Linked DNA regions of Mus musculus: regions 2, 3, 4, 5, 6 and 7 are each linked to region 1. Evidence: chromatin loops called from intact Hi-C (ENCODE). Cell type or tissue: left cerebral cortex. All regions are shown on one strand. Each heading gives the region's core, and the rest is flanking DNA. Links, peaks and the distances in the headings are about the cores only.

Region 1 (4,427 bases), core at 190-4,189:
AGGGGGAGGATTTCCGTGGGTACAGCGGAGATAGGTTGTCTCTACGGGGATCCAGATACTCAGACAGCAAGAAGCCTACAAGGGCAATGGCTCCTTCCCACACCTCCTCTCTCCAGGGTAGAAATTTAAACATGACTCCAACTTGGTCTTCTTTCGTTTGCAGCAGTGCCCCTGTCTGAGTACTTCTTAATGGAAGTAATATTGGCACTTGCTTTCTTAAGTCCCTCAGCATGCTGTTCTACAAGGCCTCTTAGCGTGGATCACAAATGTATTTGTAGTTTAGCAGTTCACTAGAACAAGGTCGTAAAAAGTTACAGCAAAACAGAGGATTTTTTTTTACCCTCTTTTTTTTTTTACTTTGAAGTTACTTAATTTTGTGTGGTCTGGCATTGCATTGCAGTAAATAGTTCGAGCTGGCTAATTCCACACCCAAGCAAATTATCAGCTGCCACGAAGAATGAAAGAGAGGGAGAGAGAGAGAGAGAAAGAGAGAGAGAGAACAAAATTCTAGAATATCAGCAACTACACAAAAGACTTGCATATGTCAAAACACCATCCAGAGTCCCCGGAACACAGCTCTGCTCACAATCTAGCACCATTCTGACAGGAACCAAGAGGCTGCTGTGTTCCCCCTCTCTCCCTAGCTCCTGATGAGGGAGGGCACAGAGCTATGCCCAGCTGACAGCCTGCTTCCAGCCATTTTTTTTTTCAGCACATCCCGGGAAAACCAAGCACTTGGAGTCCACAAACTAGAGGCCTGGGGAACAGAATGTGGGCAAATCTCACAGGTCTGCATGTAGCTCCCCAGGATGGGAGATTTGTGAGATCCAAGGAATCTGCCCCCCTGACAACCCCCTCCCCAGGCAGGATCACATGAGCCATGGTATTAGCAGCTGTATGACACAGGACAACCGTCCTCAGCTTTCTTCTCTGTCTCCTTTCAGACTAAGCAGGATCAAGTATACCTACAGTTAATGAAGTCTTCAGGGCAGGATGCTCTGCCAGCATCAATACCTTGACCATGATCATGTGGTGCAGGGTACAGCCCCCACCCCCCCCCAAAAAAAGAGTTCATTTTTCACCTCTCCTCCCCAGATGTGACATCAGCATTAACTTGGGGACCAAAATCCTTGGAGAGTTTAAGCTAAAAGAAAGGCCCAACCAGGCAGCCAAAGAGTCCTTCCTTCATGAAAAAAGAGGCTCTCAAAGGAAAACGTCTAGCTGCCGGCTGTCCTATCACCCCTGATAATTTTTTTTTTAACGAATTGAATGTCTGTGTTGGTGTGTAATCACAGTATGGGAAGGACCCCAAATTCCAAGGCAAATGATTGGGGCTTCCCATAAACTGAATTAAAAACAAGCAAGCAAAACAAAGCAAGCAAACAAACAAACAAACAAAAAACAGTTCTCTGTAGGCTACAAACCGTTGCCCAGACCCAAGATTGCGAGGTCCTATATTCCTCATAGTTACCCTGTGTTTGCCTCCACGGTATGCTTACAACTGGCCAGACGCAAACATTAAATGAAGTAGAGACACCATCAGATAAATGGCTGGCCCTCTTCCTCCAGCCGATGACAGCTAAGGCTTTTGTCTGACCTAATTTATTTCTCTTTCAGGTTAGAATAAAGCACTTTCCTGTGTCAGGGCAAGCTCTTCAGCTTATCCACTGAACTCGCGCAGACGACTCCAGTTCACTGCGCTGTCTGTGCATCTCACAAACTCTAAAGCTAAGACATCGTAGATCTAGAAACCCCACCATCAACACATACATATCCCCCGGCACTAAATCACATGTTTGGGGGAGCGGTGGAGCATCGTGACATCCATCTATGAAGGGAACTCTCTGAGGTGCAAGGCGCACTGGCCCCAGCAAGCACACACTGCTTGCAAACAAAATCACCCGCACTGTTTGAATTATGCTATATCGTTAGGGAAAGGGTGCTTGCACCCTTAGTTCCGTGGACTCGCGGTGGAGAAGATGGGATTGAGGGCTGTTATCAAATCGGAGCCGAAAGGATCACCATCTATCAGGTTGTCTTGGGTCCACGACCCCTTCAGCAACAATTCACAGTGGTCCCCCACCCCACCCCCGGGGAACACTAAGATGGGCCACCCCTAAAATGATGACAGCTCTTCCCAGACTCCCTAGGTGGACTGTGAATGCTTAAGCAACAAAACAAAATGTTTAGAATGTCAAGACCATGGACAGACCAAGGGGGAGAAAAACACTCATTCAGGAATAACAATTTTAATTGTTTAAAAAGAAAAGGAAATTGGAGGAAAAGAAAAAACCGCCTCCCCACCTGCCAGGTAAGGAGGGGTTTACAAATCGATGCCAATGGCTTGAAAATAGATTTCTCAAACTTATATTCTCATTTTGTCCTGCACAAATCTCTGCAGGAAAATCAATATTACAACTTCACGCTTAAGACATTTTTGCAGCGACACAAACTGCAGCCGCTGCTGTTGCAGCCGCCGCAGCCGGATGTGCTGATGGACGCGGGTTCCCAGGCACAGCGGCCAAGGCACCGCAGCCATGACACGGGCAGCGAGCGCCCCCTAGCTGACGAGAAGCGCTAGGCGCGGCTTGGAGCATCAGGCATTTTTACCCTTAACCAAAAGCAAATGGTACTGAAAGTTTACTTTGGAAAGTATTTTATCACAGCAAGCGACAGAGAGTGCAAAATGGATGGATAAAGGTGAGGAGGATCGATCAGGAATCAAGTGTGATTAGGCGTTCAAAACCTCCTTGCTGCTGTAGGAAACTGGAGTCCGTAAGTAGACTGTTTTACATGGATCCATTTCACCTGAAATTACTGTCAAATGCATCATCGAATGCTGATCTTTCCTCTGGCCAAGGAAGAGCTGCTGGGTCCTTTGGAGTTAAGCTGAAGGGTGCATCTAACCATCGAATCCTAATCTTTCCAAGTCTCTCGGGCCAGCTCCCAGGACTGAACCCCAAGACTGAACAGTTGACTCTATTTTTCTGTTATGAAACACCCTGAAGACTAGATAAAATTTGCCAAAGCCAGGGCTCATGCAGATAGCAGGCTTCCCCCTCCAAACAAGAAACAAGCAGATATACAAAAATCTTTGAATAAGAGAAAAAAAATCTCCTCTGAAAATATGGGGGCTGTTAAAGTGTGCTCGTGGTTGTCTTCACTGGGGTGCGAATTACAAATGAATAAAATTAACCTGGCATGACACCTTTGAAGAACATGTTTTTATTCTCCCGTGGAATCCGAGCTGCTGACATACCACACTTCAAACGACACGGGGTTCCCTTCTGTGCAAAGGGCAGACAAACTTCACTGCCCCTACCCGACTATGAAAAAGAGAAAGAGAAGAAGAAAAAGAGAAAGAAAAAGAAAAAGAGAAAGAAAGAAAGAAAGAGGGCCCATGTCCTATAAATTTATCAGAGACGCAGTTTAGTACGATAAGTGGACCATTATAGGTATACTGTATCCTGAGGTTCAGACAATTGTCAACGTAGCCGCCTTTAAAACATACAACAACCACAAAACCCAACCTGAAGAGGCATTGAATGGCTACAACCAGCCTCACTCTGCGGCAAATCTTGGGTCTCTGGCTGCTGTGCAGGATCACGAGTGCATACAGAAAATTGCTATTCTTCCTCGGGAACCTGTTGGTGGGTTATTGAAAAGTTGGCTTCATTAAGGGCCTGTATAATTGGCCACTCCATTTTACCTCCACGTTTCCCTCAGAAAAACCTTTGAGCTTTTCCACGGACCTCAGACTGCATTTCCTTCTGCCTGACCCTGCCTGGCATGGCTGGTACAGGCCCTTCCTTCTGCCTGGCCAGCGGCTGCCTCCTGCGTTACCTCCCTAGCACCGTTCCCCAGGCTGATCTGTGTTTGTTTTTCCTAATGTCTGTGTCTGCCCTCCTGTTTGAAAAGCCGCATCCATCTGGGTCAAACATTTTGAAACAAACCAGAAGCCCAGATCTTCTTTTCCAGCTGTCTCCCACCCCCTTAGCTACCTCAGTCCTCTTCCTACCCATCCTGCCTGAAACCGTAGCATGCTATGAAGCCCTTCTCCTACCCTGGGAAACATACACCAAGATCAGGGATGCCATTTCTGGGCTTTTTCTGGTTTCCTAGGCCATCAGTGATTCTAAGTTGCATCATCTCCAAAGAGCCTTTAGCTGCTGCCCCACAGGCCCAAGGCTGCCACCCAAGTGAAAACGATCTGCCATGTTTTAGATGGTTTCCTTCAGATCTGAAATCTCACATGGGAGTGACTGCCTGTAGGGGCTGAGATAACACCTGCTCTGCTGGCCAGTCCTTTTGCAACCAGGCCTCCTGTATCCCCTGCTTCATAGCTAGTCACATTCCCCAGGCCACACTGTATCTCCTGCATCCCTGTCTTATCCCTTCTAGGCTGTTTTTCTGAACACCATACGGAC
Region 2 (4,427 bases), core at 180-4,179, 1.5 Mb before region 1:
GCAAGGTGCAGTTTCCATGGCTTTCCCCCGGAGGCGCATGCGCACCGCACCTTCCGTTGCATCTTACTAAACCATCCCCTTTCAATACGAGCTTCCTCAAATTCCAGCTGCGTAGTACCAAAGTGCCAGGTTGGGTCTGAGCGGGGATACCCCACAGGGACAGGCATTCTATAGCTGTGCTTACCGCCGGGGCACCAGACTGAGGAGGACGTCAGTCCTTAATGCAAAACTGCCTTTAATTGTTCCTTGCAGATCTGAGCAGAAGGAAGCACGGGTTCTCATCTTTTAGCCTCGGTGACCTCTGACCTCTTATCAGAAGGACGCAGGCCAGGCCACTAGCAAGTTAGGAAGCGCTGTCCCGTGTTATCGCTGAAAGCTACGCATTTTCTTGCGAGACAAACATTATTTGAGGCCACGCAAGTACACACTGCACCTCTGGAGTTAGGCTGTTTTTCAAGGCTGGGGACAGGTCGCTGTTATTTTTGTTGTGTGTTTTTTTTTTTTTTTTTCATGGCTCTTTTTAGTCTTCCACCTGTTTACTGGGTTTGCTGGGCTCAGCCTCCAGAAAACAAGACAGAAAGCACCTCTCTGTGTTGCGTAGATTTAATACGCTCCGGGGGAACCCAGCACTGGTGGGTTAAGGAACAGGAATGTGCTCCCAGTTTAGGAAAGACAGTTCTTCAGCTTGAGTTTGTTTGGATGAAAACAAGACGGGCCCACATTTCTGTGTAAATCTGAAACCAGACAAGTTTCACACAGTTGCACATTTCAAAAAAGAAAAAAAAAAGAAAGAAAAAAAAACCGTTCTGCTCCCGTTTGGTGAGTATTCCGTGTATCGGGGGGAGGGGACCCCCTTAGACTTTCCAATGACAAAACGATTCCTCTTCTCCTCTCCAAAACCCTTTTTTGAGCCGTGTTCTCGGGTGTAGACTGGTTCTCTGGTGTGTATGGGAGTCTGGGATGCTGGAAGATGCTTCTATGAGATGTCAGCTCCGGGGCATGCTGTGGAACTTGCCAGAACAATCCCATTGCCCATAAATACAAAATCCTCTTTCTCACCCAGAGTGCCAGGTGCACCTTCGTCCAGAAAAACCTCAGCCTGGCCTAGGAGAATATTGTGTTCTGAGATTTTTCTGCAAATACACACACACACACACACACACACACACACACACACACACACACTTTCTCTTTCTGTCATTTTCTGTGTTAACCACATTCTTAAAACCTGGAGGCACGCCAATTTTTTTTTCTTGAAAACGGAAAAAAAATTCAAAAGTTTTTTTTTTTTTTGTAATTGAAATTCATGACAAATTACAGACAGTTTTTTTCTTCTTCCTGTCTCTTTTAGAACAACGTGTCCTTAGAAAAGAGCTTTCTTATTGAAATGGAACTTTGTGGAACCCGAGGAATGTGGCTGGGATGGATGGAGCTACCTGTCACTGCTGTGAGCCATGGCTGCCCACGCCCACAGGACCAGTGTTGTGCCTCTCAGAGCAAGACACTGTTGGAGGTCCAGTGGACAGGACCCCCCCACCCCCAATGAAAAGCAGAAACCGTTTGTTTCAGACCTGGGTGTTGGCCAGGTCAGGCTGGTGGGTGTGCCCAAGTGCACCTTGATTTCTGTCCAGGTAGTGCCTCTTCTAATATAGATGCAAGACAAAGGTCAAATAGCCACCCTGCGGTCCGGTACAACTCATAGTGTAATGATTGAGGGTGAGGTTTATCTTATTTAATTTTAATTTATTTTTGTTCAACTGTTTGGATTAAGATTGTCGCTGTAATTGCATTTACTAAAACCCTAGATAATCGTATGCCTCACAAATAGATTTTTTTTTCCCCTTCGAGGTCATACCAAGGCCATAACTTTGACCTTTTCATAAGAACCTGGTGTCTTCCAGCTCCTGGTGAATTCACTGCCACACGGTACAAATTTTAAAAGGTGCCTGCAGCATGTCTCTTTGTCTCCTGGTGTTTTGTGTGGATGTTCACGGAGTTTTTCCTTCTAACCAACAACCACAAATCTTCCTTAGAATGCCATGTCTCTAGTTGCTCTCAGTTTCCTTTAAATCTATAAGCAAATAGCAATAAATCTGGGAGGGAACTATACATATTTTTACAGTCCCCCCATTTCTTTCCTCTAAATTTCTTGAAGAATTTAACAAAGATGCCACCATGCCGCTGGTCGCAATGGGACAAGTTAGAGGGGTCAGGGAGGGTGCTATCCCATGCTGCCAAACACGGGAGCACCCAGATTCCAGTATCAGAGAGAAAGAATGTAATATAATGTTTTAAGAGAAACCAGAACAAATGCGAAGACGTCCACAATGAACCAAAGATTTAAATTGTAAATAAAGATGGGATCAGGTCTTGTCCACTGGCTTTCGGAAGAATGAACTGGGCACCAGTCTTTCTGGTATGTCGAGAATGGTTTAGGGAAATGCCTTGCAGGTAATCTATTAGGCAAGGCTTATTATTTTAAGGGCTAAGGTCACAGGCACAGGAGAAGGTTCCAACGGCCAGTCCTCCCCCCTCCCCCGGAGGTGACTGAATCAGAAGTCTGCCCATTCTTCTCTGAACTCAGTTCTCAGTCCTGAACAAACACTTTTTGTTTCTGCAAACCTCACAGGGGGAGCTAGGGAGTAGCTCCCGGCTCAAAGGCCTTCTTACAAAAGGACTTTTTTTTTTTTTTTTTTTTTTTTTTAAATTGCTGGATTTGGATAGTAACTTTTAAGTGGGGTCAGTGGTCTTTGCAGGAACCGGTGGATGGCTGCTAAGATCACTGCTAAGGATTTGGGGTCCTTCAGTATGCAGACCAAAGTCAGGGAGTTCAGAGATGTTGTTCCAATGCAGTCACATTAGACTGGGTGGAAATGGGCAGACTGCATGACCATAATCACTCAGGCCTGCCTATTCACCATGCTTGCACATGTGTGTGCTTGTGTGGGAGATATGCCCAAGAGCTCGCTCACTGAGAACATACACGATGCCAGTGAGCTGCACACAACCGCCCCCCCCCCCCATTATTTGTAAACGTAATGTGTACCTTTCTATATCCCCGAAATTTTGAGGAATAATTTAGTTGAAGAGAAAGTGTTGGATCTGTGTTGTGGTGGCTCTCTTCTCAGGGACCCAGACACATTAAAACACCAGGGGTGGAGGGACAGGAATGAGCCACCTCACTGATGCCATAGGGAGGACCCTTCCCCACTCACAGACAATTCTGTTCAAACTGTGCAAATCTTTTCATTTCCCCAAAGTGAACGGTCTTGAAGTTTCCATCTTCTAAAATACAACCCTCACAGCCTAAATGAACCTTTGCAACTGTGTGGTTAGAACCACTGCGGAGAGAAAGTTTGAATTTTTAAAACGTTCCAGGAAGAGGTTTGAAGCCCACACCCCCTTTCCAAAGAAAACCCAATTATTTTCCTGATTTGCCAGAGTTACGTGTTGCCATGTGGGCAAACCAATAGATGCCAGGCAATCCCCTTAAACACACACACACACACACACACACACACACACACACACACACACACACACACACACACACAGCTAGGGAGGCTGGAGAAACCCGGCTGAGGCAGAGGATCATGCTTCTGCGGTGCCAGGAGATACTTTTAGGACTAGGGCAGAAATCAGGAATGACCTGGCGATTAGCCTTTGACGATGTGAAGTTTAAGCAGATTTACCTGGTCCCGAACCCCCTTCGCCCTTCCAAACGCTGTTTATCCCCGGTCGAGTCTAAGTTTTGCGGCATCAATTGGGATCGTTTATTTCCTAAACCCAACAGTGATTTCTACCCCAGCAAGCTGAAAAAGCTGCACCGGGGAGCACGCCGCCACCTCGATATCTTCATTTCCATCTGAAATCAAACATGATCGGTAACTAAGCTTTTCCGAAGCCAGCGTCTGCCCCCCACCTCCGGCCGGGAGAAGACAGTTAATCACAGCCTTGGAAGATGAAAGACGCGCGAGCCCAGCGGAACTCTCCCCGGCAAAGCTGCACCCCGGGGGGTCATGGAAGCTGGGGGAGGGACCATGATTTCTTGATGCAATAACATATTGAGACACTTTCTGCTTTTCACTCCCTCTGGAGTAAATATAGGGCATCTCACCCATGAAGGGTGATTATAGCTCCTAAGAGGAGGAAGCGACTTATTAAGGTCGTGTTCCCGGGCAAAGGGAAGATAAGAAATCAGTATTGATAGCGAGGAGCAATTCGCAGTTTCCCCTATAAAAATATATTTTCTCTGAAAACTGTTTTGGCAGTTGGGTGATTATCATGATGATTATTAATTTGGGTCTGAAATTGACTGATCTTTGCAGGCGGTTCTGGCGCCTCGAGCTTTCAAAAGACAACTTTTCCCACTGTAATCGCCCCTGGAATATTTTACGTTGCACCTTCCTCCGTAAAGCAATTAAAGA
Region 3 (4,427 bases), core at 156-4,155, 68 kb before region 1:
CGGGCTGTGGTCATCCTCACCAGGCACAGCCCGACAGCACTGGAGTTTCCGATGGCCCAGATGAGCCGTTAGAAAATCAGAGGGCTCGGATGCGGGCCAACATCGCCACCATGGAAGACAGAAGTTAAGTGCACGCTCACATAAAAAAAAAAAAAAAAAAAAAACCAACCAAGGGATGTGGGAGTGACACCTCCCACCCACAGACACACACACACGGACACGGACACAAGAACACACACACACAAACTCGGGCACTAACAAGGAAAGAAATTAATCTCACACAGTGATCACAGCCATTCTTACAACATATCCTCCTCCAACCACTAACAGCCCCAGTACGGTTGCTGGGTAGCTTAGCATCTATGTCCAGTCATGGCCTGTAACCCACACCAGCTGTGCCCACTGGTCCACCCAGCACCCTGTCCATCACCCTAGAATAGGAGTAAATGTACACGGGCAGCCAGGAGGGCTGGCCCGGTGACAAAGGAGGTTGGAAGGGGCGGGGCTGTGGAATCACAGCCTGGAACCATAGATCTGAGGCCAGAAGGTCCCTGGACCTGGATGCTGTATCAGAGAACCGGAAACCATAAAGCCCAGACCCTGGGGCATGTGGGGTCCGGTGGATTCCACATGTCTACATACCCTCAGGCTGGCTGGCTGACCAGCTGGCTGAGAGCAGCCAGTGGAAGCCAGAGTTTTGGCTAGGACTAGGAAATCACTCTTGAGTAGTCACATGGTATTCCAAAGAAGCTGGGCACAAAACCCATTGACCACCCAATTCTAGATTTCTTGAAGATGAGCCCCCAGAGGGAGGCGGTGACACCTGACACCTGGCCCTATCCAACCTCACAGTGATGAATCAATTTAAAGACAGAACATGATTCTTAGAGGTGGTTACTGTATGGGTCATTAGAACAGGCTTTGCCTGGGAGCAGGCCAAGTCTGCTCCCAGGCAAAGGGGGGTGGGGGGGGGGAAGGGGTGTATCCAAGGAAGGAGGGAGAGGAGGAAAAGGAAGTGGGGAAAGAGGGAACCAAGCAAGTTCCAGAGGACAATCTACAGTCCTACAAAGTCTACTCATCAAGAAAACTGGCTTCTAACTGTCATCCCAACACCTGGGAGGCAGGAGGGCTATTGTGAATTAAAGGGTAGCTTGGGCTACATAGTAAGTTCTAGGGTGGCCTGTTTTAGAGAGACTTTGTCTTGCCCTGGCTAAAAAAGAAAGAGAACCAATTCTCCCAGCATTGTCTTAGGGGCTTAGAATGGGAAGATGGCAGAGAAACCCAACTTGATTATAAACTCCTGGCCTCCTGACCACACAAGTTCATAGGTGATGCCTGTGACAGCCAGCTTGCCACCTGAGAACCCTGATGCCTGTGTGGGACACATCAAGGTCACCCTTAAGCCAGGGTCAATCATATTATATGTTAAAATATGCTCTGGATGTAAAATTTGGCAGTAGAAATCAGTCTTGTCTACTCTTGGAAGACAGGCTAGACCACCAGTGTTCAATTTCACAGACCCCCCCCCCAGCATTAATCTGGAGACATTTTGATTGTCATGCCCACAAGGAAGTGAAGGGGGCTTCAGGCATCTCTTAGGCAAAGGCCAGGGAGGCCATGGTGGACAGGTCATTCCTCCCACACACGTAGAGTGACCCAGCCCCAGGTATGCAGCCCGGTGGACGAGGAGTCCTGCACTGGACTCTTCAGCTTCCATACTGGCTCCCACATGTAACGGAACAGAGTGACGTAGAAAAATGAAGGCAGAGGTGAGGAGAGAGAAGGGAAGGAGAGGTTCCGAGGGGCAGCAGGGGAAGACAGCGCATGCACAGGAGGCTGCATCATCTCCCCTTGGGTGGCCAAGCTCAGGGCTGATGGCAACCTTGAAGCCTCCGTGCTTTGGAAAGGTGCCTGCAGCTTGAACAGCAAAAGCAGGCCGAGATCCTGACCCGGCGTCAGTGACACTGCCACCAAGCACACCCATGTGTGAGGGACGCCTCCCTTCAGAGCTGGGCCACCACCAGGGCAGGGCGGTGGAGCTGCCCTAGATTTGGCAGCTCAGCTGCGAGCCATGCAGCGGCTGCCGCAGGAGACGAAAACCCAAATACACTTCCTGAAGCCGAAAAGATAAAAATACGGTTTCTGCTGTGTAGACCACTCTCGCATCTCCGAGTTACATACGGGGAGGTGGGGGGGATGACCACGCAAGCATAAGTGATTTAAAAAGAAAAAAAAAATGATCTAGAGAGATTACATAAAAGGCACAATTAAAGGACGCTCACCATCCCGGGGCCTTCCAGAGTGTGCTGCTGCCGGGCTATTTTTAGAACAATCACTGAAGTGATTCTTCTTAGTTGTAAAAACACTCCAAATCAGAAAGTCAATTTTTCCTCTATTTGCAGAAGTGAGCTGGCTCCTCTGGACGGAGCACGCGTGTTTTGCTTGGCGCCTGTTCATAAGACTGTCTTGGCAGCATTTCCTTGGAGTGCGCACGGTGAACCTGGCTCGCACACACAGTAGCACTTTCATTTGAAGCGCCCCAGCCACGCTTCCCTAATAACAGCCTGGGAACTGCAAAAAAAAAAAACCTGGTGAGCCCAGCCCTTTAAATAGAGAACAGAGCAGGGCTCTGGGGCCGGCTTGCCACAACAGGGACTTAGATTCAGGCCTTCTGTCCAGAAACAAGGCTCCCATTAAAAGTGGAAAACAAAACAATACCAGCAAACTTTCTGATGACAGCCACAGGCTAACTCTCATCTCCGTCCTGACACACACACACACACACACACACACACACTCACACACTCACACACACACACACACTCACTCACTGACTCCTTAGAGCATCATGCCATCCCAACAGATGCCAGGATCCCCAATCACTTGTGGGGGGCGGGGAACAGACCTGGCTCACTTGCTTCCTTTCCTTAGCTGAATCTGAATGAGTGAGCTCTAGTCTCCTCAGCCACAACGCAACTAATACCTGTACTGAAGATGTAAGGAAGACGGCAGAAAAGGCATGTGAGGGGTTGCATCCGGTCAATGTTCTGTAGACACAGCTCCTGCTCTAAGACTATCATGGAGTGAATGAATGAATGAATGAATGAATGAATGAGGGAAGGAGGGAGGGAACCAGAGTAAAATTGTGATTGGCCGCGAGAATGGTTCAGCGGTGAATTAACGAATGTGTGAGTAGATGCAGACCAGTGGGGCAGGACTACCGGGTCCCATCTCACAACTCCTGGTGGGCAAACTCTGTGAACCTCTCTCTCCACCACTGGCCTGTTTGTCCCACTTGGCCCTGCAACTGGGAGACTTGCAAATTCAAAGCAAGACTTGCAGGTACAATTTCCATCCCTCTGCCGCATCAAGAAATGTCGCTCTTTGGGCCTCTTGGAGCTGGCTCGTCACTACCCGCTCTGTTTCACACATTCCCTTTTCTTTCTCTCTCTGTGTTGTTTACAAAGGTTTCATTATGTTTTCAACTAATCAGAAAGGCCCCGCTAATACACAATTAACATGTGATTATAAAAAAAAAATTAAAATAGCTTCCAGAAGAAGGAAACGTAATTAAGTAGAGAATGCTTTTCAATAAGAGCTTGCTTTAACCCATTGTCAGAACACAGTCTCCGTTCGTCCACAATGCCTGGAACAGATGCCAAGGGCAGGACGTTAAAAGCAAGAGAGGGAAAAAAAAGGACATTATTCTGGGGGAAATAATAACCACCGCTTGGCACAATGCGCCTGGAACTCAGGTTCCGGCAGCAGAGGGGCGACCTCCCCCAATGCACTTACACGCTGTAAAAATACTTCCCGTCCACAGATGTAAAGTGGAAGACTGTGGCCAAGCCCAGGACAATCAGAACAAGCGTCCAGTGTGGAGAGGACAATGGGGCGCACACAGGTCTTAGAGCCCACTGCTAGCAGAAGTGCCAGGCCACAGGAGAAGTGCTTAATTGCTAGCATCCCAAGTTCACTCCTGGTGATGATATTCTTTTAAATAATTTGAGTGCAAATTCCAGAAGAGCTCTGTCTCCCAAGCCAGACTGGATTTGAGCTGACTATCCGAGAAGCCAGTGGGCAAGTCATCTCCCTTCCATTCTCCCCCTCTCCCCCATCACTCCAAATTTTTCTTCATGCCGAGCATGGTGGCACACGCCTTTAATCCCAGCACTCTGGAGGCAGAGGCGGGCAGATTTCTGAGTTTGAGGCCAGCCTGGTCTACAAAGTGAGTTCCAGGACAGCCAGGGCTACACAGAGAAACCCTGTCTCGAAAACAAAAACAAAAACAAAAACAAATCTTTTTTCATGCCCCCCCAGATGCATCCAGTTCGTTGGTCCTGATGTGGGTCGATACAACTTCAGGCCCCAGAGTGCAGGATGGTCTCTGCCCATCCACAAGGCCCCAAAGCAACCTGGGAATCTGA
Region 4 (4,427 bases), core at 230-4,229, 250 kb before region 1:
CCCAGGTGTAGCTGGTGCCTCTGGAATAAGAGAACGAGGACCTTTCATAGAGAAGCTTTCATGGCTGGCGTTGGAGGGAGCAGGTTTTGGAACACAGGTCCCAGCAGTAGCAGGAAGGAAATTCGTTGTGATTTCCTGGTATAAGTGGAGATGTTACCATTTCCCTCTTTGAGACGCAAGTCTCCAGAGACAATGAATGGCAACAGCATCCTTAATAATCAGTAACTGAAGCACTCTGTGAAAGAGAATCTACTCTTAAAAAATTAAAACCCTCATCCCAGCTGGGGAGAAGGCTCGATGGGGTGTGCTTACAGAGTGAGCAGAACTTGAGTTTAGCTCTCAGTCCCTGTGCAAAAGCAAGGCTTGGAGCAGAGTGCCTAGGACCCCACAGTTCCGAGAGGCAGTGCATCCCAGGGCCTCAGAGGCCAGTAAGAGCATCTGAAATGGGGAGTTTCAGGGTCTATGAGAGACCCTATCACAAAAAATAAGGTGGCGATCAATAGAAGACACCCAAAGTTGATATTTATGTCAAATCTCTGTCTCTTTTTCTCTCTCTCAAGCACACACACATACACACACACACATACACACACATGCACACATACACACATATACACATACATCAAACACAGATTCACACACATGCACACACACACACACACACACACACACACACACACACACATATATATATGTATACAGATACATACATACACATACATACCCAGGTACACACACATACACTTAAACATCAAGCACAGATACACAAATATATATATATACACATATACATACACATACATATACAAACATATATATATATATACATACACATGTACATCATTCACAGATTCTCACACACATACATGTATACACACACACACACAGTGCTCATTCGTCTTTTTGAGTGTCTGTCAGGCCTTCTCCTATCTATCCGTCTATGTCCCTGAGCACAAGAAGAACGTAAACAAAACACACTCAGGGGTTGCTGGAAAGCTAGGACATGGTGATTCTAATTTGCTTTATGTGGTTTTAAATTCCCCCACTTTCCTGAAAGAAAAAGGAACATGTGTTATTTATATTACCAGGGGAAGCACAAGTCTTTTAAAAAAAAAAAAAAAAAAAAAAGCCTGATCTTGCACGGTGATTGTGAGATGGCTAGCCAAGGAGGGACGGGAAGGGATGGGGAGAGCTGGCATCCCCCAGTCCCCCAGGCCAGCAGCCCACAGCCTCGCTTGCCTCCCTTACCTCCATAGCCACGGCCTCCATCCCAGGCCCCTGCCCACTCTGAGCCTTCATGCCTCACCTGTGGAGGAATGATGCTGATTCTGGGGTGACTGGGTAACTTAGGGGGTGATCTAAACCAACGGAGCCATGCAGACAGTGGTCTCCTCCAACACCAGATCCTTGGACTCAGTGGAAAATTCCAGCTGGATCATCCACAACCTTGCAGAGGTACATACCCAAACCATGGCCAAGAGCTCCTGGACATTGCTGCTCACTGGGAGTGGGGGATTTGGAATTGCTCCTCTCTGACCTGCAGGAGATATTTATAGGCCCCATGCCCAGTCCCTGCTGCAACCAGAGCTCTCTCTCTCTCTCTCTCTCTCTCTCTCTCTCTCTCTCTCTCTGCAAACTTACTGACTCTTCGGCTTGACCATAAAACTCCAAAGATATTTGAGAAGGCCCAGACTCCAGCCCTTATGCCACATGAAAGTGACTCCCATGCCTGTCCTAGTTAGCCGCAATCAGTCCCCGCAGGAAGCAGGCAGGAGAGGGAGGAAGCCGGAGAAGATGGGGGTCGGGGGAAGGGGGGCGCCCGCTTGTTGGATCAAAGTGGTCTGAGTGCCAGGAGCTGTAAAGGGTTCACCCTCTACAAGAATTTACCAAGAACAGCACCTAGTATATGCTCAGTAAAAGCTGACTAACTTGAGTGTTAGGATCTTTGGGTAAAATCAGGATGAGGTGTGGTACAGCGTAGGAGTGTCCCCTCCTGGAAGACAGGAAGTTAATCTCATCACTCGAAGAATGTCGCCTTCTCCCCATGTCTAAGGATGTATAAAGTTGGCTTGGGTCCAGCTCAGCAGTAGGAGGAAGCAGGCCCCCACCTCTGCCCCAACCTCAGGTGCAAATGCATACTACCTCTCAACCAAGTGAAGACATTTCCGGAGGCCTGTGAGGGCCCATTTGGGGGTGTACCCATAAGTACCTCAAGCCAAGTTTCCCAAGTCTGGGCACTGAGTGAATAAAACCCGACCTGCTCTCCTGAAGTCTCCCTTTCTTTAACTTCCCTTTAAGTTCAACGTGTGTTTGAATCCGGGGGAAACACGAACCACATGTTTTTAATCCATCAACACTTAAATCATCAAAATGTTGGAGGCCGACAATTTGGGGGCCGGCGGGAGTGCTGGAGCCTTTTAAAGACTTTCCTCTATTTCTCTAGCAATCAGAGGTAGCCCTTTTTTCCAGAAGAAAACTGGATTTCACCTCCAAAGAGGCTGCTGTGCTCTGTTCCCACCTCCGCACCCTCGGGGACCACAGCGACTTAGAACTTGGCAAGAGCCATGGTTGGGACAGCTGTGCAGAACGTCTTTGCTGTTGAGGAAGCTCCTCGCTTCTTCTCACTCTCCCTGTGCTGCTGCCAGGACCCCGGAGAAAAGCAATAAGTGAAAGTTTTAACACTAAGAACCACAGAGACAGACAGAGAGAAAAAAAGGGGACACTGGTTTCACCCACATGGCAGGCTGAGAGACAACAATCATCTGACCACTGCACCACAGGCCACTGCCCTTGATGGTTGCTGTACCCGTATGTCAAGGTCATGGACGGGACTATCATCGACAGCCACTCTGCAACTCAGCCAAGCAAATGTAAATTAATGAAAGTCCAAGACCCCTGTGAAGCCAGGAGGACTCCGACCCCGTGCTGAGCATGTCCTACACTTAATTATTTGATAGGCTCTGACATCAGCAACCACAGGCCCTTTGCTAAAAGTTAGCAACCAGAGTAGCAGGTACAGCTGACAGTGGGATGTCCCCAACCACTGTCAGATCTGTGAACCTCTTCCTGTGTACCTCAGAGCAGGGTGGGAATGGAGAAACATCCACCCATCTCACCCCTGACCTGAGACTAGGAGACCCCAACTCTATGCTAAGGAGGCATGGCAGGGAAAAGTATTATTCCTATTGGTGCTAAGATTAGGGGAAAGCCTAGAAGCAGAGAGATGCTTAGCGTATGTGACAACCTACGCACAATCCCCAGGACCAGGAAAAGCAGACACTAGTGGTTCTGTCATTGATGTCTCTAGGAATGGCCCTCCCAGGCCCACCCACATCCTTCCATCTTCTTCTCTCTCCAGCATATATGGCAGTTAGGTGCAGGTAGAATTGCAAGCCTATAAATATCCTGGAGACAGAGTGGGTAGGCCTCACTTCTGGCTCATTGTACGCAGGTGGTGAGGTGCTTCAACATCTCTATCCTTTTGAATGCTCTGCTGTGGGATCATGACAACAGGAACTCACAAGGCCCGCTGTGTGTCCAACCTGAGTAACCTCCCCGCAAGTGCTGACTGCTGACACGGTCCTTCAGGTTAACCCGAAGAGGAAGAGCAACTCCAAGCACATGCAAAACAACCGTGCTACCCAGAGTCAGCCCCCATAAGTGTTAAGTGCTTCTCCCTTTCCCTTCCCCGCCCTCTTCCCCATCATGGTCTACATCAAAAGGGAACAAAGCTGATTGAGGCCCAACCAGAGCTGGCCACTCTGTGGGCCTAGAGGGAAAATGAGTTAAAGTCCAATTTCATCTGGCCCATAAAAGGCAGGAGGCACACAGTGCACAGTTGAGACACAAAGCCCTGCCCCAGGCTAAACAGCACCTTTAACAGAATGGTTCCCATGTCCCTGCTACTGCAACCAAAGAGGGCAATGACCGTGGTGCCCAAGTTACCCTCCAGGGTGGGAGGGAGGCAGTGATAGTCTGATCACATGAGGTCTAAAGCAGGTACGGGAGCCAGAGGGCGTCGAGACTGAACCAGTGGCCACTTTCCTCGGTGCCAATGAGGGTTTTCCCAGAGTCTGCACCTTCAATGACTCAGCAAAGAGATACACATGGAGAAGACACTGAGAGATACAGAAGACAGAGAAGGTACAGGAAAAGTAGACGACGGGAGTCAGGAAGGAGGAGGAGAAGGGTGGGGTCAGAGGAGGGGAGGGAGGCAGGTCATTTGGGAGTTGGGAAAAACTGAATCCATTCTTCCCCAACCACTCAGCTCTTTGCCCTGCAAACATGGGCTACCTGCCCATGGGATTCCTGACCATGGAACTCTCTCCATGTGCCTTCAGAGTCATTGCCAGGGAGGCACGGGTCGCAGCCTTGGCCAGAAGCCTTGGCTCGGAGCTAAAGCATCATCCTGCACGCCAAGCTGGACA
Region 5 (4,427 bases), core at 142-4,141, 1.7 Mb before region 1:
GCTGAGACATTCTGCTTTTTCAGCCTGCACAGGCCCAAGGTGCTGGTTTATGGAGTGCATCCAAGCATACCGATGATCCCCAGCTCACTTCAGTGCTCCCCAGCTCAGACCAGTGTTCCTCAGCTCATGCTAGTGCTCCTCAGCTCACTTTAGTGCTCCCCAGCCATGTCAGTGCTCCCTAGCTCATGTCAGTGCTCCCCAACTCATGTTAGTGCTCCCCAGCTTACACCACTGCTTACAGGAGCTCCGTGTAAATTGACAGGAGAGTGAAGTTGGTGAAGGGAAACAGCAGGCTGTCCCCAATTCCCCTGAATGACAGAGGGACCACTAGGTTCCTGCCATTCTGTTCCAGGCCTTTCTCAGCCTGCCTGCAGTTCCCAAGGCTCTTCTCTGCTCAGGTCCCTAATCTTTTCACATAACCCATGAGTCACAAACAATGTTCTTCTTCCAATATTGAACTCACTGTCTTCCATGTTTTCCGGGGACCAGCTCCTACTTTCCTCAACACCCTGTGACTCAACAGCCTGCCTAGAGAAAACTTTCTTGAGCTCCCACCAATTGCAGATAGGAATTTACCTAATTGATTTTTATTGTTTTCTGTTGTACCTAATCAATGGGTGTCTAGGACACCGTGTGTGACAGAGGGCAGATTTTGTGTGAGAAGTGCTAAAGTGCCCCAGCCACTAAGATTTGAATCTCAGCCTTGCTGCCTGGGGTCCTGTGACTGTACAAGATGTCTTAGCTGCTGCCTGGTTTCCACAGACAATGAATCTGAGGTCCTTAAGCTCCACACAGTCAAGTGCAAATGGTAGGTAGTATGTAGCAACCTTGGTCAAAGGTCAAGGGTAGTTTTGTCTACAGTGTCCTGTGGATGCTTTGACTATTTCTGGGGTTCGGGCTAGCCCAATCTCTGCATAGTCTGAATTATCTTCTCTTCCCCACTTAGGGAAGTTCAGTACATACAGATCAAATGAATCACTATTGGATCAATCACTGGGCTTGGCCCCTTCTGCCACCTATCCCATGGGATCCATAACCAAGGCTAGACTCAATCCCCAGCCAGGCAATGTGGGAGCAAGGTGAGTTGGGCTCCAAGGAATATGTCTTCCCTTCTCAATTCTTCCTTTTGCACCTTTGGGATCAGAGACAACACAGGGAAGAAAAGCTTCATAGTTAACCACCAGGGAAAGTTGGGTCAGGAACTCAAAGCCAGTACTCATGGTGGGATGCTGCTTGCTGGGTCACTCACTCACAGGCTTATGCTCAACTCTCATTTGAGCTGGGCTCAGTTGAAAGAATTGGGCTACTAAGCCTTAGTAGGGATAGTGTTGCCCACAGTGTGCTTGGCCCTCCTGCATCAATTAAGTAGTCAAGACAACCATCCCTACACATGCCCATAGGCCAGACTGATCTGGGAATCCCTCACTTGAGGTTCTATCTAAGTCCTCTTGGATGACTCTGCACTGTGTCATGTTGATAATTAAATCCAATTGGACAGCCTCCTTGGTGAGTTCTAAGTTCCAGTTGGAGATTTTGTCTCAACAAGCAAGATGGATGGCTCCTGAATGACGACATCTGAGGGTGACCTCTGACCTCCATGCCCACTTACGGAAGTGTGCAAATATATACTCTCACCTTCATCCACACATGAGGACAAGACCATATCATTTCCTTCTATTCTTTGCAGAATATTAAACAACAAACTTGGCCTTGATGCCACATTAGCTACCTCTTCCTACCCCAGTATCATATCGTAGAGCTTTTGTAGACTCTAGACAGTCTCTTTTGATCCTTGAGGACTGTAAGTTGTCATTTATTCCTGTTATGAGTGGTCCCTCAGCACTGTCACCACGATGGTGTTTAAAGTGATGTCCCTGTCACAGGCTGCTCCCAGCTGGGAAGGACAACTTTAGGGAGCCATACTCCTCACTGGGCTTTGGAGAAACCTTGAATTCATGAACATGTACTAAAGGGAGAGGAAATATGGAGATATAGGAACTGAAAATAAAGATAATTTAATCATTAAAACTGGCTGGGTTTTGAGGACGCTCATTGCTATGGTGATGGCTCTCAGATTCTGGCTTGCATTTTAATGGTGGAACTTAAATAAATCCGAGTTGCGGAGAGAAAGCCACTCTTGAAGAGAGGCTGAACTCCTCAGTGGAGTGGCTCCAGCTTGGAGTGGAAGTCCCACCGACGTTTGCAGGAAAGGAACACAATTATTCGAGCCCTGTCTGGTTTTTAAATTGATTTTTAGGTTCTTTGATTTTTTTTTTGTTTTTTTTGTTTGTTTGTTTTGTTTTTTTGAGTCAGACCCAAACTCTTACCAGACATGAAGGCCCCTCTACATTCAGGAACCTTCTTCCCTCCCTGGGCTAGGCTGTTTCTGCCTTTTGCTTTCAGAGATCTAGACCCTTCTAAAGGACTTTTCACCGACACCTCTGTCTCTGTCTTTCTGTCTCTTTTTCTCTATGTCTGTCTTCTCTCTCTCTCTTGATGTGAGTATATATACGTGTAGAAGCTAGTGGGCCATGTTCAGCAGTTACTTACTGTCATGGTTCATATATGCTCAGTCCAGGAAGTGGCACTATTAGGACGTAGGTGTGTCATTGTGGGCATGACCTTTAAGACCCTCATCTTAGCTGCCTGGAAGTCAGTATTCTGCTAGCAGCCTTCAGATGAAGATGTAGAACTCTCAGCTCCTCCTGCACCATGCCTGCCTGGATGCTGCCATGCTCCTGAATTGACGATAATGGACTGAACCTCTGAACCTATAAACCAGCCCCCATTAAATGTTGTCCTTATAAGACTTGCATTGGCCATTGGTCCTAGCTATAAAACCCTAAGACACCTACTTAGCTATTGTTCTACGCTCTGCTCCTGCTCCCTCTTGTTATCTTGGACTTTCTGGGACCAGTTGAGGGGGCAGTGCTGTTCGGGTTGTGAATGTGAGGGCCAAGTCTCTGGCTACCAGTCTCAGAGGTGACATCACTAAGACTCAGTTTCGTCGTGCGCATCACGATGAGAAGAAGAAAATCGATACCGCTGGAGGAAGGCGAAGTGTGGAGCATTCTCTGCACTGTGAGGATACACTACACACTGCCCTGGGACATATGCAGCTCATCAGCCTTCGAAGGTAAAGGCTGCCTCCTGTGATAAGGAGGAGGCTTGTGTTTGAGTGACCATCATGCTGTGTCCCCTTACTGACACTCACTCTCTACACTGAGGAAAGTGTGGCCTAACTCTACATTAATGCATGGCTCTCTTATTTCATGGCTAGTGTGTTTCTTCTTATAGTAGGAGGACATCAGTGTCCTCATGTGCCTGGCTCCGAGTAAGGTGACAGCTTTATTACTTACTGACCCCCACCACACCCCACATCCAAGGTCTTGCTCAGTTAGTTGGAATACTGATGTCAGAGTCCCCATGGGTTGCTTCCAAGTCACCTAGCACTGCACGATAATGTTTATGTGGAGACAGCTTCCTCCATGTGGCAGTTTGGAGACTCAGGTTCCTTGAATCTTAGAACTTTATGGCAAAGGCAACGTAGACTCGGGTGGTGTTTTAGTTTAGTTTCTATTGTGACAAACCACCCTGGCCCAAAAATGACTTAGAGCAGGAAAGGATTTCTTTGGCATTAAACTCTAAGTTACGGCCTGTTATTTTGCGGTAGCTCTTTCCATCAGCTTGAGGTAGACCTGTTTGCTATCCCACATAGCATTGCCTCTGACCAAGGAACTCACTTTACAGTTAAAGAAGTGCTGTGTGAACTGTGGAGGATGCTGCTTGCTGGCTAGCAGGTAGATTTGGCTCAGCTTGCTTTTTTATACAGATCAGAACCACTTGCATAGGGAATAGTGCCACCCATAGTGGGCTGGACCCTCCTATATCAGTTAACAGTTGAGATGATTCCCCATAGACCTGTCCATGGGCCAATCTGATCTAGAGATTCACTTGAGACTATATCCCCAGATAAATCTACATGTGTCCAGTTGACAGAAGAAGCTGAGGCAGGTAGACAGTCATAATTCTTTTTTTTTTCCATTTTTTATTAGGTATTTAACTCATTTACATTTCCAATGCTATACCAAAAGTCCCCCATATCCACCCACCCGACAGTCATAATTCTTAAAAGCAGGCACTGAAGAGGCACTGGTTCATAAGAAACAAACACACACACACACACACACACACACACACACACACACACACACACACACACACACACAGCAGCTTGGAACTAGCGGCGGTGGGCCCTGGGAAACCACCTGGAATGGGTTGTCCCTCGCACACTGGGATGAAGCACTGTCTCTTGATGCTGGTTTCGACTTACAGTGATTCCGGGTTGGCATTTGGCAGGAATCACAAACCCAGGCTTTCGGGTGTGCTAGTCTTTCACTCCCTACGCCGGTGGGTGGGAAGAACAT
Region 6 (4,427 bases), core at 243-4,242, 1.1 Mb before region 1:
TCATTACCTTCATTAACATCATCATCATCATCACCAAACTCACCACCATCACCATCTCATTATTCTTACTACCATCTTTATAACCACCATCACAACCACTACCACCACTGTCATGGTCATTATCATCACTTCTACCACTATCATCACCGCCGCTATTACAATCTGATACCATGTTCATCATCGCTACCATCATCATCACCACCGTCACCACCATTGACCCCATTGCAGTCACTACCGTCACCACTGTCACCACTATCATCATCTGAGCTTACCAAGAGAACCTTCCCTAGTAAGAGAAAAGTCAGCTAATATTCTCGAAGACAAACAGGTTGCTAAGGTAACTGAAAGCTGAAGCCTATCCCAGGTAGAAGGAAAGGTTGTATGCAAAGACTCAGAAGTCTGTATAAATGAGCTGGGTTATTTTTAGGCGTCAGCGATGGTTGAAATGACTATGTCTACACTTACTGGAGCAAAAGGTGTTGGCATACAGATCTTTTAAAGAGCTGAGGTGTCAAATGATAGATGGCGGTCAAGCCCTAGGAGATCTTGAATGGCACACTGGAAAGCAGAAATAATTAGAGGCCTCTGACAACATGAAGCTCAGAACGGCCATCGGTGTGGGGAAAAAAAAAACCCAGTCAGGGAACAGATCGGAGCTCTCACGCCTAGAAAGACTGGACGAAGCAGGAAGCAAAGTGGGGATTAGTACTTAAAAAACCAGTTAACATCAGTGAATACAAGGTGGCTAGGACTATTTCAAATAATTATAAAGATAGATTTCTTCCCTACTAGGCTTCTGATAAAAGGTCTCCTTGCTTCCTAAGTGCATAATCTAATTCAGCCGTTGCAATTCGGCTTTATATTTGGGGAGCCATTTACATAGCTGTGGACGTGACCCTCTGTGAGGGAATAGGTTCAAGATGGTGGGCTCTCCGTTCATGGTCTCATTTCACTGACCACGAGTTGACAGGACGGCAGAAACCTGCCCACAGAGGAGAATCCCTCCCAGCAACCGTTGCTAGTGTAAGTCACAAGCCCTTAGTTGACCAGGTAGGTCAGATGTTCCGGAGGGGGGAGAAGAGGAAGAGGAGGGCTATGGAGCTGGAAGGGGATGGACAGGAGGAGAGGGGTGTGAAAAACAGAAAAGTAAATGTATAACTTCTCCTTTCCTTTGGATACTAATGTCCCTGGTTCTATTTTTTTTTAATTTATAACTTTTAATATATGCTTCAAGTGTTCAAGAGAGCTTCTAGTGTGTAACATGAAAGACTCTTGGGGGGAAAATAAAACTGTTTTTAGTTTAGAGAGCTTTAGAGTTGATGCCAGGAACATAGAGATGAAACACACTGTCCCTGCCTCGGGGAGTCACCCGTCCATCCCAGGACACAGGCACGGACATGCTAGATCACAGGAGTCGTGATGACAGACACAGGAAACCAGGGCAGAGGAGCCCATCTGCCTGGGAGAGCAAGATGGGGGCTTTCGTGGGAGGCGAGAGAAACCCTACAGCCCACAGTGGTGGGAATTCGCTTACCATATGCTGACCATATTTTCTGAATCAAAAATCAAGAAACATGATCTGACAGAGAGTCTGACAATGGGGCAGAATGTTTGAGAGCGTAGCTGTGGCCACCATACTGGGCCATCCAGATGCAAAGAGCAGGCAGAGTTTGAACCACGGAATAACCAAAGCCAGGGTTCCTGTAGACTGTTCCCACAAATGCTCAACTGCCTGTGTCAGAACCGCAGTCCCCAGTCTTATCTAGCTGCCTGGCCAATAGCAAGGACACTGGCTGCCTCAGCATGAGGCTGGTTGGCACTCTTACCTCAGTGGCTGGTTTGGGCACAAAACAAAAAAACACATGAATTGGGAGACACTCAGACACAGGCTTTGTCCTTCTGAATGCCACTTAGTAGATTCGAGCCAAACACTAGAGGCCCCACACTGGATGGTCTTGGGCTCAGACCCTGCAGGGTACTGACAAAGTTCTCATATTGGGTATAAGAAAGACAGAAGAAGATGCTAGAAGACCAATCAGCAATACTAAAATGTCCCAAGGACTCCGTCTGTCCGTGGAGTCTGTGGCTAACCTACATTAATGATGGAGCAGGAAGAAAAAACAAAAAAGCACGCACAAGGTTGAGCGTGTGCCTCCGCTGGGCACTCGGGAAAGAGTTCACTTCGGGTGGACAAGTAGGAAGAGAGAATCCCTCGGAGCTGGAAGCAAAGCCTCCCACCCACGCACTCACGCACGGGGTTGGAGCAGGCACCCAACTGCCAGCAAGGCCCGCAAGCTCTCACTTCTGCTCTCTGACTCAGGAAGGGGCTGTGCTCCAGGAACCTGTGCTGCCAAGAAACACAGAGAGCCTTCGCAGCCAAGAAAATGTAAGGCGCCCGCCCAGCATGGGAGAAGGGCAGGGGAAGAGAAGTGGCTTTTTCTCTGCGGCTGACAAGAAGGAGCCCAGAGCTCCCGGATGAGAAGGCATGGCAGGCCTCCTCCTTCCCCTGATGTGGGTGTGGGCTGGAGAGATGACAAACTGAAAAGCATCAGTAGTGTGGCCTGAGTTTTGGCTCACATGTCTCCTCTACTGGAATTCTAGAACAATCCCACCCCTGGGATCCGGAGCTGTCTCTGGCCACGTGGTCGGTGCCGGAGGCCGGCCACCCACTTTCCCTTCCTTTCTACGCTCTTTTCTCTCCTTCTCTCCCTTTTCTTTCCACCCCCTCCCTCTCTTACTCTCCCTCTCCCCACCTTGTCTCTTTTCTTCCCTTCCCTGCCCCTCCCATCCCTCTTTCTTTGCTCCCCTTCTCTCCCCCCCTTTTTTTTCTTTCTAGCTGATACACAAAACTGGAAGAGACAAAATATGACATATGAATGGCTCTTTCTCAAGATGCTTGTAGGATCTACGAGGCTCACACACTACAGCCCCTTCTCAAGTAAATGTCCATTCACATGTCCGCTGCCCACGTGTCTCCGTGTCCACCTTCCATGGTGTCCTCCCGGGTGGGAGTGGATGATGTTCTAGTTGAGTCTTTCCTGACTGCCTGTGGTTGGTGACTGCTGGGATCTGGACCTTGCCATAAAGCTTTCACCATCCCTGGAGCTGTCTTGTACTTCAGGCGTGGCAAGGGTGACTGGACTCTGAGGGAGGAGTTCTCCAGCTCGAGCTGAGGGTTTGTGAGGCAAAAGCATAGACAGCTGAAGATTTTCCATCAATTGGGGAGCTCCTGAGCAGCCTGGGGGGGGGGGGCAGAGAAAGTCCCATGACAGCAGTGGAGCCAATAAAGGCCTGAGTTGGGAAGGATGGTGCTAGTTGCTGTCTATTTAGATGACTGAGAGAGGAAGCAGGAAGGAGAGGGAGGGGAGGAGAGGGGAGGGGAGGGGAAGGGGAGGGGAGGGAAAGAGGAGGGGAGGGGAAGAGGAGGGGAGGGGAAGGGGAAGAAGAGGGGAGGGGAAGGGGGGAAGGAGAGTCCCGACTGATCCTGGCATGCAGCTGATGTTGCTAGCTTCCCCCATATACTTGGGCTAGAGGCCCTTCTTAAGATTTGGGACTTTGACCTTAAAATCACGGACTTCAGTGAAACAAAATTGAAAGATCACAGCTACAGCCATACGAGAGTTGATTTGTGTGGTAGACAGACCAGCCACCCCAAGACACCCAAGTTCTAACCTGTGGACCTAACAAATATGTGAACTCCCAGAGGAAAAGGAGTTTGCAGACTGAAACCAAGGATTCGGAGATGGGAGATGATCTTGGGTCTCCCAGATGGCACCCATGTCATTGTCAGCGAGGTCCTTGAAGGAGAATGAGAGAGGAGGTCAAAGTCAGAGAGACAGGTGACCACAGGATGCAGAGGTCAAGCTCAGACTGATGCTCCTGATGGAAAGGCCTATGAGTCAGACAAGGCAGAAAATTCTAGAACTTCAAGAGGTGAGCAGGCTGTCCTCTAGACCCTCTTTGAAGAGTATGTTGCTCCATAAGTCCCACCTAGGACTCTGGACGCTTAGGAAGATGTGCTAGCGGGCTTTCCTGTTACTGCAGTAAAACACCAACCAAAAGCAACTCGGGGAGGAAAGGGTTTCTTTGGCTTAGACTTTACGCTACAGTCCATCACTGAGGGAAGTCAGGGCGAGAATCCTAGCAGGAAGAAAGGCAGAAATCATGGAGGAACACCTAGCTTGCTCAGCCTGCTTTCTCATACAACCTAGGACCAAGGTTGGCGCCTCCTACATTGATCTGGGCTCTCCCATTTCAATCAGCCATCACGAAAATGCCCCATGGACATGCCCATGGAACAGTCTGATGGAAGAAATTTATCAGTTGAGATTTCCTCTTTTTGATGACTCTCATTTGTATCAAGTTGACAAAGACTAACCAGAACAGAGAATAGATGCGCACTGATTCACACTTCCCCCAAAATTCCA
Region 7 (4,427 bases), core at 303-4,302, 1.6 Mb before region 1:
ACTTTTTGTATGTCATGTGGCTTTAAAAACAAGTCAGATAAATGATGATGCCATTAAAACTGAACTAATTAAAGAAAGCTTCTTTTAAGAACTCATTAACTGCAACCTCATTTGCATAATGATGCATATTAATTAAGTTTTAATGAATCTGAATTTGCACCAAGCCTATTCATGTTGGCTTTGAAACAAATTGAACAAATTAGTTAAAAGCTTTTTGGAATCTACTTTTCACACCAAACAGCGTATGAATGCAATCATCTGCACAAAAAAAGAAATATTTTTTCTTTAATTTAATTCAGAGGTATGCAGGGCCCATCTATTAATTATTTTTAAATGCAATACATTTCACCTTTTCTTTGGGAAAAAAATCAACAAAATTATTTATTCTTGAATGAGAAATATTATAAATGTGGGTTGTGGGGGAGAAATGATTACGACCAATTTATTGGCAGTGAGTCAGAGATATTTGACTTTAGGGTACATTTAGTTTATTTAATAGTGGGAGTAAGAATCAGGGAGGTGATAGCAGGGCCTTCAGAGCGCTTTAGGGAGCAGACTGACAGTAGCTTCCTTCCCCGGGTGGTGGTGGCGGCTGTGTGGAGATCCTGGTATCACACTACTCCATTGCAAACCTCCTCAGTAGCACAGGAAAAAAATTAAACATTTACAGAACACATGTTCTTTTCCTCTGGATTTGTGCAAATCCTATTTTTTTTTATATACACAAGAAGTGGAATTCAATTTTAACAAGTTTGCATTGGGCTCATAAGAAAAACAAGAATTACCTCGGAGACTCTATTGATTTGCTCATGTTGCACTGTGTCTTCATCAAGAATGGAGAGATTTATGTAATTACGGCTCCATCTTTTGTTGTCTGGAAGCACTTTTTTTTTTTTTTTTTTTTTTTTTTGTAAGTCAGCATATACAAAGGATGGAAGCGCTTTTATTGTCGAGATTACAAGATCATCGCTCCCCCCTTGTTAAACCGTTTCTCCAATAGGTGCTTTGAAGAAGTCCGCAATTAAGATGGTGTCTTATATTGGAAATGCGCATTTTTAAAACAAAGTATTTACAGGTATTCTTCGGCAGTGTTTTTGTGTGTGTATTTTTTTTTAAACCCATTTATCCCTTCCCCCTTCTCCCTTCAATGCCTCCCATCCCTGCTCTGTCTCCAGACAAGCAGTGCTAACTACTGGCAGCGGCAGGGGTGCCCAAGGAAACCCCCTTTAGCCAAGTGCGGAGGATGCTTTTTGAAGACATTGCTTGACAAACCAGCAACCTTCTGGATTATTCTTCCTTACTGACTTTTCTCTCCTTTGGGATTCACTTGAGCCTGGGTCGCGGTCACTTTGCATTCTTTAGGGAGGTGTGTGTGTGTGTCTGTGTGTGTGTGTGTGTGTGTGTGTGTGTGTGTGTGTGTGTGAACTCAAAACCCATTCTTAACTGCCTTGCTTTTCTCCACCCTGACCAGGGAAGCCAGCATCCAGCCCAAACTGCCTGCCTGCTCAGGCTTTTCAGCAGGCACCGCTTTTTCTCCGTTTGTGAAGCAAAGTCCAGCGGCTTTGTAAAAGACTGCTCGCTCTCCCCGGGAACGGCGGGGAACTCTTTCTTACTTAACAAACACTTATTTCAAGAGAACACCCGCCTTATCAAAACACCGTGAAAGCAGTATTTAAAAAAAAATAAACAAACAAAACAAACAGCCACTCAGATCATTTTGGGGAAGATTCTAAAGTGAATCTGTTTGTCTTTTCCTCTCACCCTCACTATTGTCTATCGCAGGACACCCAGGGACTCCCAGGATGGGTGGGACAGTCACTGGGGGAATCTGTAGCGGGGTCCTTAGCTGGGAACCACGTTTGCCATAGTTACTTCTAACGAAAAGGAGCGCGCTTGGATTTCCTCGCATGCCCTTGCCTTGAGTCCTGCCTTCAGAAGGCTGAGGTTGCAGAGCCTTTTAAATACCGTCTGAAGTTCTCTGAGGGGCAGGCTGCTTCTAGATCATGCCCAGGGACTGGGAACGTCTTTTATCGAGCTTTGGGGCTCTTTAATGCCAGGGAACAAGGGCATCATAGCGGGACCTATGATTCAACTAATAACGCTGAAGGTAGTGGAGTCTCCCAGCCAGCCCGTGTGGGGCAGGTGGGAAGAGAGAGAGCGAGGGGACATCTACACTGCCCCCTAGCTGGAGGCCTAGGAACACAGTAGACAGGGCTGGGGAACATCCAAGTTTACGGTCCTGACCCTTCAAATGACTCCCATTTTTTTTTTTATTATCATTATTTTCAAAAGATGCAAATATGAACCAAATAAGGCAGGGAAACAGGTTTTCTATACTCCTTACCACTGACGCCTCGTCAAACCCATTTCCTTCCAAAAGCCTTTAGTAAGGTAGTGTTTTTCACAAAAAAAAAAAAAAAGTGCAAATTTTGCGTGGCGAATTGGCTTCTTTGGGGGAAAATTTTGACAGAAAGCGCCTTCCTTGGGGAAGGTCAGGAGTCACTGGTATTAAACCAGACAAGCTGGTAGAGGAGTGTTAATGGCCACAGCAAGCAGATGTTCTGTAATTAGGGGAGCTGTGACTGACAAGACTGGAGAGGTACCGTACACGGGCGGGCGGCACAAAGCAGCTGCCGCCGCCGCTTCCCCTGTCACGGGTGTACACAAGTCAGACCAGCCCCCGTGAGGCTGCCGGAGCAGTGACAATTAGAAAAAAATTGTATTTGATTAAAATAAGTAATACATCATGCAATGGATGCTCTGCTTCCCATCCCAAAGAGAGAGGCCCAGGTTGGACTCTGGCAAAAGTGAACCCTGGTTCGGTTCACCCTGGAAACGACTATGTCGTGCTGAGGTTGGTGTTTGTCTGGCCCTGAGAATGAGACTCTGCAAGGAGAAAGGATGCAATCTTTTCCTTGCATCCTTAAGTTTCTGCATTTAAGCAGGCTACAAGGGCTGGCCGTTTGTTTTTATAAATGCATAAATGTGTGTGTGTGTGTGTGTGTGTGTGAGTGTGCTCACGCTTGCTTAGAGGTGAGTGTGGAGTTCAGAGGTCAACCTCGAGTGTTATTGCTTAGGAACCATTTCTTGTTTTGAAACAGGGTCTCTTACCAGAAGCTGGGGCTCCCTGATTCAGTCACACTGGTTGGCCAGAGAGCCCCAAGAATTCTCTTGTCTCTGTTTCCCCAGGGTGTCCAATGTTTCACGTAGGTTCTTAGAATAAATTCAGGTCCTGTTGCTAACCAAACTGTCTTCACATCTCCCAAGACCGGTCTCTCTTATCTCCAGAATATTAACCCCTTTGATTCACACTTAAGTTCTTCTGGACTATCCCAAGCCCCTCCTGGTTTTCTTGCATCTGGATGTCTTTTTTCGTTCATTCCTGGTACATACTTTGATCAGGATATGTGGAGTTGTTCTCCAGATAATTCCAGAATCTGAATAGAATGTTTATTGCCTGATTTGTACTTTCTGGGCTCTGACCCCAGCACAGTGCCAGAGATATAGGGAGCCTTGGGTCTCTCTCTCTCTCTCTCTCTCTCTCTCTCTCTCTCTCTCTCTCTCTCCCTCCCTCTCTCTCTCTCTCTTTCTCTCTCTCTCTCTGTGTGTGTGTGTGTGTGTGTGTGTAGTGTGCAAGCATACTGGCTGCTCAGTGCAATACGCATCACAAGCATCTATTGCAAAATCACACACACACACACACACACACACACACACACACACACACACACACACACTTGCAGAAAGCCTATTTTGGTGGCCAAGAAGTTTTGCCTTTTGTTTTCTAGGGGATCTCTGGACACTTTGTAGGGCATCCTAAAGTGGGGTAAGAGAGTTGATGCCTAGCAGTAGGCAGCTTGGCCTGGTGGACTTGAGGCCACAACTGGGACTTGGAGTCCAGTTCAGGCCTCTTGAAGTCTGACTTCCTTACTAAGGGATGGGCATGGTATCATTAGGATCTTGGGAGTGCTATGAGGTCGAGAAGGGATCGTGGAGCTTGGCCACATTATTCTTCTGGCTGTGTTGGCTCTATTTTGTCAAATGAGATCAGTGCCTTTACCACCCGTGAGGCATTAGGCAGGGGTTATTAAGTTGCTAGGTGACCCAGGCACTGCTTATGTTGTATTTGTGATTGAGAGGAAGTTGAGTCTTCTGTGATCCTGCCTCACACTCTTTGTAGATAGATCTCACAAGTCCTGGTGAGCCCAGAGATGTCCAGCAAGTCACTGGGCCATCTAGCCGGGCTGATGAGTCCTAGGCTACCTGATGCCACATCATGCTCTCCTGGGATAGGATGCTTGGGGGGCGGGGGGAATCCCTGAGCACAGGCCTTCTTGTCCCTGTTCTTCAAGTGTGATGCTCAGATGTCACCGTCTGTCCTCAGAGGCGGAAATAATAGCTCTCTGGAACACATTCCCAAACAAAGG

What was found. Peaks named below come from ENCODE experiments on the same cell type or tissue, not always from the same donor. Only the 100,000 strongest peaks of a DNase experiment are listed, where the experiment ranks them.
Region 2: it touches region 1 in a loop (8-fold over the local background); 5 of 42 quality-filtered maps call a loop at or near these places.
Region 3: it touches region 1 in a loop (3.0-fold over the local background); 7 of 42 quality-filtered maps call a loop at or near these places.
Region 4: a loop joins it to region 1, with 2.0 times the contacts of the local background. A loop is called at or near these places in 4 of 42 quality-filtered maps.
Region 5: it touches region 1 in a loop (3-fold over the local background); 2 of 42 quality-filtered maps call a loop at or near these places.
Region 6: a loop joins it to region 1, with 2.0 times the contacts of the local background. A loop is called at or near these places in 2 of 42 quality-filtered maps.
Region 7: a loop joins it to region 1, with 2.8 times the contacts of the local background. A loop is called at or near these places in 5 of 42 quality-filtered maps.

What each region holds. Positions count from the first base shown.
Region 1 is chr12:107,996,398-108,000,824 of GRCm38, forward strand. All of the region lies in intron 1 of Bcl11b (B cell leukemia/lymphoma 11B), which reads right to left. Among named protein-coding and RNA genes, the nearest start is that of Bcl11b, 4.8 kb to the right of the region's middle. In left cerebral cortex, for the core only: a CTCF peak has its summit at 2,564; a DNase peak (open chromatin) is centred at 2,543; H3K4me3 peaks cover 2,365 bases; H3K27ac peaks cover 3,726 bases.
Region 2 is chr12:106,474,645-106,479,071 of GRCm38, forward strand. It overlaps Gm51969 (a long non-coding RNA gene), which reads left to right. Exons shown (of 2, transcript XR_003950178.1): 2 at 1,352-2,106. Among named protein-coding and RNA genes, the nearest start is that of Gm32876, 2.4 kb to the right of the region's middle. In left cerebral cortex, for the core only: a CTCF peak has its summit at 2,632; a DNase peak (open chromatin) is centred at 3,921; H3K4me3 peaks cover 438 bases; H3K27ac peaks cover 1,296 bases.
Region 3 is chr12:107,928,737-107,933,163 of GRCm38, forward strand. All of the region lies in intron 3 of Bcl11b (B cell leukemia/lymphoma 11B), which reads right to left. Among named protein-coding and RNA genes, the nearest start is that of Bcl11b, 72 kb to the right of the region's middle. In left cerebral cortex, for the core only: no CTCF peak of the experiment used is centred there; DNase peaks (open chromatin) are centred at 2,081, 2,429 and 2,873; H3K4me3 peaks cover 691 bases; H3K27ac peaks cover 1,378 bases.
Region 4 is chr12:107,746,926-107,751,352 of GRCm38, forward strand. No RefSeq gene overlaps it. Among named protein-coding and RNA genes, the nearest start is that of 4930465M20Rik, 14 kb to the left of the region's middle. In left cerebral cortex, for the core only: no CTCF peak of the experiment used is centred there; DNase peaks (open chromatin) are centred at 2,120 and 2,555.
Region 5 is chr12:106,278,232-106,282,658 of GRCm38, forward strand. No RefSeq gene overlaps it. Among named protein-coding and RNA genes, the nearest start is that of Gm24986, 59 kb to the left of the region's middle. In left cerebral cortex, for the core only: no CTCF peak of the experiment used is centred there; DNase peaks (open chromatin) are centred at 430 and 2,097.
Region 6 is chr12:106,937,216-106,941,642 of GRCm38, forward strand. No RefSeq gene overlaps it. Among named protein-coding and RNA genes, the nearest start is that of Gm16087, 17 kb to the right of the region's middle. In left cerebral cortex, for the core only: no CTCF peak of the experiment used is centred there; a DNase peak (open chromatin) is centred at 2,359.
Region 7 is chr12:106,377,356-106,381,782 of GRCm38, forward strand. No RefSeq gene overlaps it. Among named protein-coding and RNA genes, the nearest start is that of Gm32830, 29 kb to the right of the region's middle. In left cerebral cortex, for the core only: a CTCF peak has its summit at 2,183; DNase peaks (open chromatin) are centred at 638, 1,553, 1,942 and 2,115; H3K27ac peaks cover 922 bases.